2 separate regions of the Homo sapiens genome follow, and region 1 is linked to region 2. The links are chromatin contacts, found by Hi-C or POLR2A ChIA-PET in ENCODE. All regions are on one chromosome and are shown on one strand. Each heading gives the region's core, a stretch centred on a gene start or an enhancer-like site at or near the end of the contact. The rest is flanking DNA. Distances are from core to core; before and after follow the strand shown.

Region 1 (2,700 bases), core at 124-2,623, 450 kb after region 2:
AAACTGGTACAGCCACTTTGGTAGACAGGTTGGCAGTTTCTTACAAAACCCAAACATACTCTTACCATAACCATTCAGCAACCACATACCTTGTTACTTATCCAAATGAACTTAAAAACTTATGTCCATATAAAAACCTGCACTTTTTTTTTTTTTTTTTTTTTTTTTTTGAGACAGAGTCTCCCTCTGTCACCCAGGCTAGAGTGCAGTGGTGTGATCTCGGCTCACTGCAACCTCTGCCTCCTGGGTTCAAGCGATTCTCCTGCCTCAGCCTCCCAAGTAGCTGGGGTTATAGGCGCACGCCACCACGCCTGGCTAATTTGCACATGGGTGTTTATAACAGCTTTATTCATCATTGCCAAAACTTGGAAGCAACCAAGGCGTCCTTCAGTAGGTAAATGGATAAATTGTGGTACATCCAGACAATAGAATATTATTCAGTGTTAAAACAGAAATAAGCTATCAAGCCATGAAAAAGCACAGTGGAAACTTAGATGCACACTGCTAAGTGAGAGAAGCCAATCTGAAAAGGATCTGTGATATATGATTCCAACCATATGCAAGCTGGAAAAGCAAAACTATGGAGACAGTCAAAGGATCAGTAGTTTGGGGGTTGGGGGAAGGGAGGGATAAACAGGTGGAACACAGGATTTTTTAGGGCAGTGAAACAGCTCTGTGTGATGCTACAATGATGGATACATGTCATTTATACATTTGTTCAAACCCAGAGAATGTACAATACCAAGAGTGAATCCTAAGGTAAACAACGGTCTTTGCGGATGATTAATGATGTGTTAGCGTAGGCTGATTGTAACAAACGTACCACCGTGATGCTTGATGTCAATAGTCAGGGAAGTTATGCATGGGGGAAGGGGGCTATATGGGAACTCTCTGTACTTCCTGCTCAATTTTGCTAGGAACCTAAAACTGTTCTAAAAATAGTTTATTAATTTTTTAAAAAGATTAAAATGCTTACAATAATTTAAAACCACTTTGCTAAAATGATTAGTTGCGATTCTTTCAGGACAAAAACGGAGAAAGTATTCCTTCTCCAACCCCGCCCTCAACCTCACACACTCCTATGTTTACCCCCTTCCCTCAGGCATCTCGCTATTCTCAGCACCAGATTTCCAACACTGAACCAGATTTCCATTTTTTGGCTTTCCATCAGCCTCTACTCATGCCTCCTACCACCCTCCAATCACCTTCTCTTCCACAACTGTATTAAGTAGGAATTTTCACCAAGGAGAAGCATATACCACACAAGCCAGCACAACCCGAGGATGTTCTTTTAAAGCCGTTTTCCTCTGAAGTGGCTAAGCTGCCTCTACGAAGCATGAACTAGGTAACCCCAGGGAGCTGTTACCCCAGCAGACTTCTCAGCACTTCCCGCAGAGGCTTCATGCATAGAAGGAACGGGTACTAACCACAGGGGCTCTTGTGACCTCAAGTGGAAAGTTTTAAGCAGCATTGCAAGCTCAGGACCTGCCTCAAAAAGTCAGAGCGGAACAAAAGAACTCCAATGGTAGTTTTTTCTCTCTCTCAAAATATTTTTCTCCCCTAAAGAGAAAAGATTAATGGAATGTTGGAAAGTAAGAGGGAAAAAAATCTCAGTATCTACTTAAAATAAAATACTTCTGTGGGTAGGAGAATACAATTAGTGTCTCTCTTGGGTCATTCAAAAAAGTAAATGTGGAGTCTTGGTTGGTTTCTCCCCATGAAGCAGACAGCCACGGGGAGCGGAGATGGTCCGCCTGTGTGCCTGTAACTACTTAATCACACTTCGCTGTGCCTCCATAGGCTTCCTTTATGTACAGGTTTGATTACTAAAGCAGTGAACTTCTGCAAAAATTATGGAGGAGAGCAGAGACGAATACAAATTGCTTGTTTGTCAAATTGAAGCAGAAAGCACCAAGCAGGAAGAGGTCCTTAGGGAGTATTTCTTTGGGTAGCAAGCAAAGATTAAAATGAAAACACAAGCAACCTGTCAAAAGTGAAGCACCGTTCAGGATAAATGCTCTGTTTCCTGGCTCTTTTTCCTATACAAATATAACCAAAGTTATTACATTGCTTCCCCAATTTTTCTTTTGGGAAAAAGTAGAATAAAGCATAAGCAAACTTCAGTGCTATTTATACACACTGGGTCGCTTCTCACAATGCAAGTACTTTTCTAAATTATTCATACCCAGAATGCTGGGAAACAAAGACAGTGCATCTTTGTTCACTTGCTCTTCCCCAAACAGAACTGGTGCTGAAGTAGCTACTTGACTTTGCAACTACTACATACATGAGTGAGAGGCCTGGAGTTTAAACTGGTTATACAATTCTTCATTAAAACACCTTTTTTTTGTTTATTGTTTTGTTTTTAAGTAGAGGGGAGAAGGCAGAAGAGAGAACAGAGGGAATCAGAAAAGACTTTGCAAACCTTTCTCTAAATGTGTGACAGATGAACTAAGCTGGTGCCTGCTTCCCATATATGCACAGTTTCAGGCAATGAAGAGCCCGCTAGAAACAAAGATACTTGTCCCTAAAGAGAAAGAAGAAAATGACTCTAGATAGGAGCTTCTCTTTGTTTTGGATGTAATAGGTCCATTGCGCCTTGGGGCCATTACAATTTTTGTTGCCTTACAATTTCTTAAAAACATTTACTAAGTACCAATAAATAAATGGTAAACGCAGTTAAGCACTTCTACTTTACTG
Region 2 (2,700 bases), core at 46-2,545:
GACCTCATCTCTACAAAAAATTTTAAAAAATAAAAAATTAACTGGACGTGGTGGTGTGTACCTGTAGTCTCAGCTACTCGGGAGGCTGAGGTGGGAGGATCACTTGAGCCCACAAATTTGAAGCTACAGTGAGCTAAGATTTGTGCTCTAGCCTGCCTTAACACATAATGACCAAGTGAGAAAATGTATACAAAAGCACTTTGTAAATGACAGGTTTTTCTACAACACAAAGGAATCATAGAGGTGGCTATTTGGGGGAAAATGAGGTATGTGCAAAGCTTCCTTTTAAAAGGTGACTTTTATGTCTAGCATTTTTGTGTGATTTAAGTTCAGCAATTAGAGGATCATTATTTAATACCCTAAGAAAATACTGTTATATTGTGTCTTCCAAATGAACTATTTCTGTTTTTACTGTCACTTGGAATGTTCTCCATGAAAGAAAAGTATTTAAAGGAAAAATTACCTGGAAGATAATGGGTGAGATTTTTATAAGTGCCTTCTGTATGGGGACAAAGGGCTTTTTCTGCTACACCTCCTGAACAGTTTGATTTATTTGACAATATAATACATTTTTTCAAATAAGATGAGGAAATAGGTGTTCCAGCAAGTGATATGGGGGTGGCAGAGTGGGGAGGTGTTAAGGGGAGGGTGTCAGGGAGGGAGGAGAAAAGAATATTGGGAAGAGCTGACCAGGAGAAGTCTCAGGCAACCATACTGAGTATCTTCAGAATTGTAGTCGGGTACACAAGGACCCTCCCAGGTGAATACAGCATTTTGCCAAGTCTCCATCATCCTGTGAAGGTGTCTGGGCTTCGGCCGGCCCAGAGGACTGAGGGAGACTGGCCCGACCTCTCCCTACTGCTATGCTCTTTTTTGAAGGCTAATCAATAAAATGTCACGGAGCACTTTTCTAAGAAGGCCATGATCTGATATTCAGGCAAAGAGAGAACCCTTCAAGGCAAAGTCGATATGACAATCTCCCAATAACTGGCTTTGCTGCCTAAAGCATGAAGCACCCTAAATCCCAATCGCTCAGTCCCTACTTAGAGCTTATCCTCAAAGAGCTGGATTTCTAACTCATTTTCATTAAGGCAAAATCATTAACAATAGTTGATCTTAATACGTTGGCAACTGTGACCTCAATCTTACTAAATGGAATATTATTTCTTAGCTACTATTCAATATTACTTAACAAATGCCTTTGTCCATTTGCAGGAAACTCAGGTTTCCTGACCGCCAGTCCTGACCACTCCCTACCAGCAAGCCTCCTCTTCACATAGTTGTGGGACCGCATTTGCTGCACTCCTAACAAGCCAAGAGACAAAGCAATCCCGGAAATTCCCTTTTGACTCTGTACTGTAAGGAAATGCCATGTAGCAATAGCAGGAGGGCAGAGTTTAATCAAAGCACCACTTTCTCTACTCATTGCCCACGTTTAGCTGCTGGAATCTCATATCAACCAGAAGCCTAAAGTCTTGATTCTTTCTGTGTGTGTGTGTGTGTGTGTGTTTTTGAGATGGAGTCTCGCTCTGTTGCCCAGGCTGGAGTGCAGTGGCACGATCTTGGCTCACTGCAACCTCCACCTTCCTGGTTCAAGCAATTCCCCTGCCTCAGCCTCCCGAGTAGCTGGGATTACAGGCTTGTGTCACCACACCTGGCTAATTTTTGTGTTTTTAGTAGAGAAAGGGTTTCACCATGTTGGCCAGGCTGGTCACAAACTCCTGACCTGAGGCAATCAACCCTCCTCAGCTTCCCAAAGTGCTGGGATTACAGGCGTGAGCCACCAAGCCCAGCCAATTCCTTTTTTTTTTTTTTTTTTTTTAATAAAAACAAGGTCTCACTTTTTTGTCTAGGCTGGAGTGTAATGGAATGATTACTGCTCATCACAGCCTCGACCTCCTGCGCTCAATGGATCCTCCCACCTCAGCCTCCTGAGTAGCTGGGACTACAGGCCCAAACACCACCATGCCTGGCTAATTTTTGTATTTTTTGTAGAGACAGGGTTTTGCCATGCTGCCCAGGCTGGTCTCGAACTCCTGGGCTCAAGCCAGCTGCCCGCCTCAGCCTCCCTAAATGCTGGGATTACAGGCCCGGCCTTTTTTTTTTTAAAAAAAAAAAAAAAAAAGACAGCGTCTTTATCACTCAGGCTGAAGTGTAGTGGTGCGATCATGGCTCACTGAAGCCTCGACCTCTTGGGCTCAAGCAATCCTCCCACCCCAGCCTCCTGAGTAGTTGGGACTACAGGTGCACCACCATGCCCAGCTAATTTAAAAAAAAAATTTTGTACAGACGAGGTCTTTCTATGTTGCCCAGGCTAAACATTTTTATAGTATTCAGAAAAATCGACATTTAAAAAGTCAATACTCAATACTCAAATACTACTAGAAGAATGTATATTGGTACCACTGCTCTAGTGGGAAATCTGGCAACATGAACCAAAAGTCATAAAAGGTTCATAACTTTCTCTACTGAAATATTATACTGAAGAAATATGCATTATAAGTTTAATAGGTTAAAAACTGGAAACAATCTAAATGTTCAACAACACAGCATTAAGTGATTCCATAGTCATCAGTCAAATGTATGCAGAAATTAAACATCATGTTTTTTCAAAGAACAAATTTCACAGTATTCACACAATATTGTTGAGTGAAAAAAGCTGCTTATAAAACTGTAAGTACGAAGTGGTTTTGTTTAAGA

What was found. Hi-C counts contacts between places; a loop is a spot of excess contacts on that map. ChIA-PET counts read pairs that join two places held with the same protein, here RNA polymerase II (POLR2A). Pooled maps may share reads with other maps.
Region 1: a loop to region 2 is called in a pooled map, with 2.7 times the contacts of the local background. The contact joins two enhancer-like sites. A Hi-C loop is called at or near these places in 1 of 168 maps with a recorded cell type or tissue (CD8-positive, alpha-beta T cell), 1 of 37 single-sample maps with no recorded cell type and 7 of 50 pooled maps. POLR2A ChIA-PET finds 5 or more read pairs at or near these places in 3 of 52 experiments (CD4-positive, alpha-beta T cell, K562 and SK-N-SH).

Annotation. Positions count from the first base shown.
Region 1 is chr1:180,980,403-180,983,102 of GRCh38, forward strand. The region is part of intron 7 of STX6 (syntaxin 6); the gene reads right to left. Among named protein-coding and RNA genes, the nearest start is that of KIAA1614-AS1, 27 kb to the left of the region's middle. RefSeq lists a silencer at 1,286-1,365. Within about 2 kb of position 1,374, at least 2 of the 41 ENCODE cell types and tissues checked have a DNase peak (open chromatin) inside an H3K27ac peak, as active enhancers do.
Region 2 is chr1:180,529,381-180,532,080 of GRCh38, forward strand. No RefSeq gene overlaps it. Among named protein-coding and RNA genes, the nearest start is that of ACBD6, 28 kb to the left of the region's middle. Within about 2 kb of position 1,296, at least 6 of the 41 ENCODE cell types and tissues checked have a DNase peak (open chromatin) inside an H3K27ac peak, as active enhancers do.